Linked DNA regions of Homo sapiens: all the other regions are linked to region 2. Evidence: chromatin contacts called from ENCODE Hi-C data. All regions are on one chromosome and are shown on one strand. Each heading gives the region's core, a stretch centred on a gene start or an enhancer-like site at or near the end of the contact. The rest is flanking DNA. Distances are from core to core; before and after follow the strand shown. Region 1 holds the start of PPP1R3F (protein phosphatase 1 regulatory subunit 3F). Region 2 holds the start of KDM5C (lysine demethylase 5C). Region 3 holds the start of EBP (EBP cholestenol delta-isomerase).

Region 1 (2,700 bases), core at 93-2,592, 4.0 Mb after region 2:
AGCCTGTATGAATCCTTGAGGGTAGGGTAGATGTCTGTCTTGTTCAGGGCTTTACAGTGGAACTCAATAAATGGAGGAATAAAACCCCAGTTAAAACAGTGCCTAGCACGTGTTTGACCTCCATCACTCTTTGACTGACTGACTCAATGCACCCTCCTCCCTGTCCTGGAGAGCAGGCCTGAGGGGTTCCTGGGCCGGAATGCTTGTCCTCCATCCCAGACACAGCCCTGCGTTGGCGGAGGTGGCGCTGGCTGACATTACCTGCGCCTCACCGGCTTCATGCAGCTCTTCAGCTGCCTGGCCTCAGCCTCCACGGGACCCTGGCACTCGGGCTGTGGCTCCAGCTGCGGCAGCTGCTGCTGCTGGGGCAGCCCTTCGGCATCAGTGGGTGTGGGAGCGGGTGCGATCCGGAGCAGGACTGTGTAGTTGCGGCCGTGGTTGTTGGCCCAGAAAGTGCCCTCAGGGGTCTCATAGCGCACCACGAAGTCGAGGCGCGCCCCATCGCCCGCGCCCTCAGCAAAGGGCAGCTGGAAGGCAAAGCGGTCGGTGCGGCCGCCGTCGTCGGGCGAGGAGGCGGATGCCTGGCCGGGACCCAGGCCGAGCCCCGGATCCAGGATGGGATCTCCTGCTCCTGTTCCTCCCGCTCCTGCCCACGGCGGGCTGCGCGGGACGTAGCGCGCTGGGTGGTCGCAAAAGGAAGCCCAGCCGTCGTGTGAGGCCCGCACGTGCACCGCCTTCTCGAAGGAGCGGTTCAGCACGCGTACCAACCCGCGCAGCACCGGCGGGCGGCCCCCAGGCACCCACACCCCGGCACCCCCGGGGACCGCTCCGGGAGGCGGCAGCAGCGCCTCCAGCTCCACCATGACGCGCCCCAAGCGCTCCAGACGGCCCGGCGCGGGCGGCAGCGAAAATGTGGGGACCAGGTAAAACCCCCCGCCAGCGGGGACGGGGCACAGCGGTGAGGGCTCGGGGCAAGCCTCCTCTTCCTCCTCCCCTTCATCCCCATCCTCGCCATCGTCGTCCTCGTCGGCCCCGCCGCCGCCGCCGCCATCTTGCCCGGCCGCCGCCGCCATCTTGCCCGCCCCGGGCCCGCCCCACGGCCGGTAGCGGCGCAACTGCGCCAGCGGCAGCCCCAAGGCCTCGTCGGCGAACAGCACCCTCCGCGGGGCCACCGCCGCCTCGACCGAGGTGCGGGGCTCACCCGCGGCCGGCGAGGGGGGCGCGGAATGCCGCAGCGGGGGCTCCACAGGGGCCGTACGCGCCATATCGGCGGCGGCGGCGGCACCGACGGCACCGGCGGCGGGACCGGCGGGGGCAGGGCCTGAAGGGGCGGGCAGCCAATGGGAAGGCCAGCGCGGAGGGGTACGGCTCACGGGGGCATAGGCGGTGAGATGAAGACAAGTATTGCAGAGGGCCAATGGGCAGCCATGCACGGATGACGTACAGCGAATTGAGAGCCGGAGAAGCACGCAGCCAATGGGGATGCCCGGGAGTGGGCGGTGTAGGGGGCGGGATGATCGAGGAATCAATGGAGAGGCCGGAATGGGGGTGGTGCGAAATCCATGATGAAGAAAACAGAAGCAGACAGCTAATGCGGAAGTCTGAGCGAGAGAGGCATGTGGGCGGTGGGAAAAGTGGAATGGCTACAGGCGATGAGGGCAGCCGGGAACGAACGCAGAGGCCCAAAAAGTGGGAGATCCCGCGGGTTGCGTAGGCGGTGGAACGGTAGCTAGAGAGAGAGAACAGCCAATGGAGAGCCACGCGTGGGATGACGACAATGGCTGCAGCGAGCCAATGGGGAGGCTTGTGAGCGTGCACTGCGGCTTCGAAGGGGTGGTGCCAAGGTGGAGCTAGCCAATACGAAGGCTAAAAGGAGACCAAGAGGCGGGTGTGTAGGGAGCCGAGCCAATGGAGGTGGAGGCTGAAGGCGGGAGCGAGGACGAGAGCTGGCGGATAGCCAATGAGGGAGCCAGGGTGAAGGCGTAGAGACCTCAAAGGACAGTACTAGTATGGGATGAGCCAATGCCGAGGCTAGATAGTGCAGCGGGACGGAGGGAGGACTTGGAGGCAAGATGGGGAAAAAAGCAGAGCCGACGGGGGCAGTGTAGGTGGTGTGAAGGGAGGCATGAGTAGCCAATAAGGAGGCTGGAGAGGAGGACGCTGTGTAGACAGAGTCTGAGGTATTGGGTGGCCGGACAGCAGAACCATAGAACGCAGGCAGCCATTAGGAAAAATGTGCTTCTCAGGGATGGGGTTACCCTCTCCCTAACCCTCCGTGACTCCCCATTGCCCCAGGAATACCCAGAGCCCCTGAAGGCCTAGACCACACCTTGGTGTGTGAACTAGGAAAGTGAAAATGACTGTCCTGTTGCAGTTAGTTACTTACTGGGTCCTCCCTGCCCAACTACAACCTTTTCTTGAGCAGTGCCACAAGCCAAGAATGCCCCTGATTGTTAGCCGCAAGCACTCTCCAGGACTTGATACTATTGTTGAATGAATGGCCGAATAGGAAATTTAACTTTCTGAAGGATTCACTTTTTTAAATTTCAGCTCAGCAAACACTGACCTGACTGTGTGCTACCAGAAGTTGATTGGGCATATGGGTAGCTTCTGACTAATGGAATCACAATCAAAGCCCTGTCCTTCTTGCCCAACCTGACACTCCACACCCCACAGGGGCCTCACCTCCCTTCTTTCTGT
Region 2 (2,700 bases), core at 142-2,641:
TCGAGCTTACAGTGGATGTTTAATATGTTAAACAGGAAATGTTTGCAAAAAGTATTCATATTTTTCAGTCAATATATACTAAGGACATTTATTCATTTTTCTTTTGTTTACTCAACATTCATTTACTGCTTAACATGCCAAGTGCTAAGGATGTATAAGGCCACATGGTCCCTGCCCTTAAGGAATTCATAGTCTGATGGGGGAAAACAAAATTACTTAATCAGCATGTACGCAAGTACTCAAATATTTGCACAGTAGGTGTTCAAACTATATGCAGTAGGTCCACAGCTGATGAATGACACAGATGATCCTCCAATCAGTAGATGCCTGATGTATATGTACAAAGTACTGGTTTGATGATACTCATTCAAAGTACTGTAGTTGCAATGAACCTATTCAGAAACTGCTCAAGGAACATGCACACGATAGGACTAAATGTACATACAGTTGGTACCAAATGCACAGGGGCTATACACAATAAATACAATAAAAGTACACGGATGTTTGGTAAGTGCACTGTAGGCTCACAAATGGGCAAACAGGTGTTTTACACAGTTGACACTGGATAAATACGCCGTTGCTAAACATCCAATAGTTAAAGTATACATACACACAGGCTTATTTTGTAGGAGTATATGCCACAAATGTGTACATGGTAAAAGTGAATACAGAACAGTTGAAAGCGTTCATTAAAATGCTGACTCCCAGTGACTTTTGGGGGGTAAGAATCGAAACCCCATCTCTCTACCTGTAACCTTGGATGAAATAAAGATTTCCTTCCTTTACTTGGGACTCAGAATCCTAAAAATCCATAATCCCCGGGGAGTGAGCAGCTTCCTGCCTTCCTTATTTCAAAGCCCCAGAGGTGTCAGTGTCTAGAGCTGGAGCCTAGTACATCTCCCCCCATCCCGCGGGCCAGCATAAGGGGTCCTTTGCAATCAGGCTCCCAGAGCCGCCTTCCGCGGCCCATACCGTTAAGACCAGGGAGAAGGGACAGAGAACACTGGTGCGGGGCTAGCGACCTGGTTGAGGTCTGCGGGGGAGTGCCGGTTTGACTCCACCACCCACGGACACCAGCTCCTCTTCCGGTCTCCATAACGCGCATGCGCATCACTGGCCTTTAAACGTGCACCGCCGGTCCATCCGGAAAGACGATCCGGCAAACTAATTACAATCTTGTTCCTCCGCCGTTGCAATGAACTATTTTCTCTCAGTCCGGGGTGGTACTTTTGAGTAACCCCTTCCAAATAGAAACCCATACCAGCCTATTTAGCTCGGTCTCCACTATATGAAGGTTTCCTAGGGCTTGGTGTGACGCAACGTATACGAGGCTCGGAAGGACACCCCGCGGAAGGATCCGGTTTGTTGTGGTGTGGGGAGGGGAGACGCTGACAAACCAAGATGGCGGCGGCGGCGCTGAAGGCCGCGGCGTTTGGGAGGTAACTGTGGTGGCGAAGGCTGCGGTAGTGGGGAGGCAACCACACAGTTTGGAAGAAACGGAGCGGGACGAAGAGGCGGTAGCAGTAGAGTCAGCCTGAGACTCTCAGAGCACGACGGCCACACGCCCCCTTAGGCCCTCGGCGGGCGGCGGCTGCCCCGCTTAGGGCCTAGCCTCCGAGCATTGCCTCGGCTTCAAACAGCGGCGGCGCCATGAGTCCTTAAGGGCGGTCCAAGCCTCCCGATCCCTGGCCCAGACCTCGGGCCCACCATGGAGCCGGGGTCCGACGATTTCCTACCGCCACCGGAGTGCCCGGTGTTCGAGCCTAGCTGGGCCGAGTTCCGAGACCCTCTTGGCTACATCGCGAAAATCAGGCCCATCGCAGAGAAATCGGGCATTTGCAAGATCCGCCCACCCGCGGTAAGCCCCGGGGCCGGTTTTCGCCGGCGGCGAGACGGAATGAAGCAGTAGGATAGCCAGCGGCGAAGTCTGGGGCGGAGGGCAGCTCGAGGTGGGGAGAGGGGGTGGCTGGGACCGTTGTGGTTGCGGCGCGGATCGGAAAAAGGGTGTTGGGCCAGGGGTCCTCTCGTGGTGTGAGGCCCACAGGTGACCTGGAGTCAGAGATCCACCCCCACCCCGGCCCTTCAGAATCACTCCGGGTTTAAGACAGGGATTCCTAGTGGGCCGGAGGGAGTTCACAGAGAGGCACCCCGCACATCTCTTAGCCCGGGCCACCTAGGTCGAGGCTGTAAAAATAAGACGTTTCTCCAATCTGTTGTCATCACTTCCTTTAAGGCAGGCAGCATAGTATAGTATTAATAGAAAGATCGCAGTCCTGAAGGGAGACAGACTTGAGTTCAAAACTCCACTTTGAAGCTGAGCAGCTGTGTGACCTTGGGAAAGTAGAAGTAATCTCTCTGAGCCCGTGAAATGGATCCCAGAAATGGTTATTTAGAGGATTGAATTAAACTAGGTAGCGTCTGTATGTAGTACGCACTAGATAAGTGGTAATTATTGTGACTGTGAGGGTGTTTGATGTGGTCATTGGTTTATTCCTATGTAGGTTGACTCATATTTACTCATACCTTGCCAGGCCAATTCATCTATGATAATATCCTGGCCTGCTGGACCAGTCAGGAAATCAGTCTCACAGGGATTGCTCTGTCTCCCTTGAGGTGGGTTCAGGGAATTGTCCTCTTCTTTTCCTCGTTGAAGGCAATGTCAAGGCCTTTTCTGCACATCATCCCGCAGACTTGACTTCC
Region 3 (2,700 bases), core at 201-2,700, 4.7 Mb after region 2:
GACCATGACTAAAGGCCAGGCACCGTGGCAGGTAATTCCAGTGCTTTGGGAGGCTGATGCAGGAGCAGCACCTGAGGCCAGGAATTCAAGTCCGGCCTGGGCAACACAGCGAAACTGTCTCTAAAAAAATAAGAAAATCAGTCAGGTGTGGTGACAAAGGCCTGTAGTCCCAGCTAGTAGGTAGGCTGAGGCAGGAGGATCGCTTTGAGCCCAGGACTTCAAGGCTGAAGTGAGCAGTGACCACATCACTGCCCTCCAGTCTGAGACTCTGCCTCTAAAAAAGAAGGCCGGGCGCGGTGGCTCACGCCTGTAATCCCAGCACTTTGGGAGGCCAAGACGAGTGGACCACTTGAGCTCAGGAGTTCAAGACCAGCCCGGCCAACATGGCAAAACCCCGTCTCTACTAAAAATACAAAAATTAGCCAGGTGTGGTGGCGTGCGCCTGTAGTTACAGCTACTCAGGAGGCTGAGGCAGGAGAATCGCTTGAACCTGGGAGGCAGAGGCTGCAGTGAGCCGGGGTCATGCCACTGCACTCCAGCCTGGGCAACAGAGCGAGACTCTGTCTCAAAATAAAATAAAAAAGAAAAGAAAAAGAACATGACTGAAACACAAGGCCACAGAAAGGCTGAAAGCTTGTTCCAGCCCTTTAGAAGCCATATTATGATGTGGTAGAAACAGTCCCGGTCTCAGCCCTCGGGGGTCAAAGTCTGGTGGGAGGCACATGGGAACAACACCTGATCCCAGCCCTCCCTGGTCACAGTCTGGCGAGGGAGATACAGGACCAGGCCTGGTGTCTTCCTTCAAGGGTCACAAACTGCTCACGACCACCAAACCCAGTCCTGTGCTCCGGGGTCACGGTTTGGTAAGAGACACAGGAACCAGGCGTGGTCCAGTTGCACAGGTCAGCGTCTTAAACCGTTCAACAAAAAGCTATTCCCTCCCCCACGTAGTCCTGAAAACTGCAACTGGGGGACAGAGGAAAGAAAACGAATCAGAACTACAACCCTCGGTGCCAGCGTTTGGAAAGCCAGAGCCTCCCCGCGAGAGCGTGCAACGCCGTCAACCTGCAGGGAAGAGACGGATATTGAAAGGCCGGTGTCTGGCGTGCAGCGCTAGAACGGAACACAAAGCCGGTCAATCCGAACCAGAACCCTCCAGTCCCGCTGCCCAATGAGAAGACGGATCTTCTGTCCTCTGGACAACCGTGCGGTAGCTGGGGGTCTCGCGCAGGCGCAAAAGGGCGGTGGGGGGGGCGGGTGGCAAAGGGTCTCGCGCTGGCACGCCGAGGGCTGGCCGCGTAGCCGGGGAGAGCTGGGGGAGGGAGCAGGGGCCGGGTGGAGGGCACTCACCAAGGCGCGCGACGGCAGCGGCCTCCCACGCTGGCTCCGGGCTCTCTTTAGGCTGGGTCTCGCGCTCTGTCACATCCCTAGTTCGGGCTCATCCCCTAGTGGGTTCTCTTGCCTTACGGAGCGAGCCAATGGTGAAGCGAAGAAGGCGGCCCGTGCCGCTCCCAACCAATAGACACTCTCTTTGTACCTCTAGCCCCGCCCCCGCGCGTGGCGCCATTTTCACCTGAGTTAGGTTTGGGGTGGAGACTGGGACGCGCCAAGGTTAGTGGGCGTTTTGGATCCGTAGCCAATCTGCATCGAGTCCTGGCTTCAATTTCCCCATTCCCTTATCAGTCGATCAAAACGGGGACTCATTAAGGTCTGTACCCGCTTCTTCCGCTGGTGAAATTAGCGTTGCGTTGCATCCTTTCACCTCCGCCCTTTTCTAGGTAGAGTAACCCTTAGTATAATGCAACGAAACTGTTACAAGCAGATCACACGCTATACACTGCAACCACCCCCTCCCCAGCTCTTCAGTGCTCAGAACTCCTCAGTCCTAATAGCAGCGGTCATTCTCTCTTCTCCCGACCTCAAGTCAGAAGAACTAGTTAGAACCCAGGCCTCTCAGTCCTACTGACCAATTGGCATGAAGACCCTCAATCTCCATATGCCAGTTCTAAAAAGCCAATCAAACGCCTAACCACCAGTGGGCCCCCAGATGGAGCAATCAATCAGAATCCAGACCCATCCCAGACCTCCCATCCAATTAGAACCCACAACCCTCAGTCCTAAGGATAAATAGGCACCAACCCTTCATCTCTCTTGCTTTCTCTCCTCTGTGTCCCACTCAGAGCAACCAATCAGAATGGGGATCCTTCAGTTTTCCAGCCAATCAGGCCTCCCCCACATCCAACTATGCAATCTGTCCCTGCCCTGATCAAACCAAGCAGGACCAGGATCCTGCCATCTTCAGGCTCATCATCTAATCAATCATAAACTAACCATGAACCAATCACAGTCTGCTCTCTCTTCATGGTTTCCAGCTTCCAAACCTTTATCCATGCTGTGCTCCCTTCCTCACTCATTCCTATTCCCCTCTGAGCAGTGAAGAAGAAGCCTATTGAATATTTCCTACTTTTATTTGACAATAACAAATTGTATATAAAAAGGAAGAAGGAAGGCGGGGAGGCCCTGGATCTCCCCTTCTCTGTTTCCCCAAGCATCCCCCTCTAGGCCCCAGCAGGCACCACCCCCTTCCTGCCTTGTGGTGGGGTGGGGATTGACAGGCATGAAAATGGTGTGATTTTGTGTGTGTGTGTGTGTGTGTGTGTTGAGGTGTTGGGGGTCAAGGATGGAGGGGGTCAAGGAGTA

What was found. A loop is a pair of places that touch in the nucleus more often than their neighbours do. Pooled maps may share reads with other maps.
Region 1: a pooled map shows a loop between it and region 2 (13-fold over the local background). The contact joins the promoter of PPP1R3F here to the promoter of KDM5C in region 2. A Hi-C loop is called at or near these places in 5 of 50 pooled maps.
Region 3: a loop to region 2 is called in a pooled map, with 7 times the contacts of the local background. The contact joins the promoter of EBP here to the promoter of KDM5C in region 2. A Hi-C loop is called at or near these places in 4 of 50 pooled maps.

The regions. Positions count from the first base shown.
Region 1 is chrX:49,268,435-49,271,134 of GRCh38, reverse strand. PPP1R3F (protein phosphatase 1 regulatory subunit 3F) reads right to left here and starts at 1,342. Exons shown (of 4, transcript NM_033215.5): 1 at 262-1,342. The coding sequence starts at 1,265. RefSeq lists a silencer at 1,067-1,306 and enhancers at 2,007-2,056, 1,754-2,253.
Region 2 is chrX:53,223,898-53,226,597 of GRCh38, reverse strand. It overlaps KDM5C (lysine demethylase 5C), which reads left to right and starts at 1,391. Exons shown (of 26, transcript NM_004187.5): 1 at 1,391-1,858. The coding sequence starts at 1,709. It also overlaps a transcript of IQSEC2 not described here. RefSeq lists enhancers at 1,070-1,119, 997-1,291, 1,130-1,509, 1,750-1,849.
Region 3 is chrX:48,520,558-48,523,257 of GRCh38, reverse strand. It overlaps EBP (EBP cholestenol delta-isomerase), which reads right to left and starts at 1,450. Exons shown (of 5, transcript NM_006579.3): 1 at 1,351-1,450. It overlaps PORCN (porcupine O-acyltransferase), which reads right to left. Exons shown (of 15, transcript NM_203475.3): 15 at 2,450-2,700. RefSeq lists silencers at 1,166-1,345, 1,406-1,635, 2,550-2,609.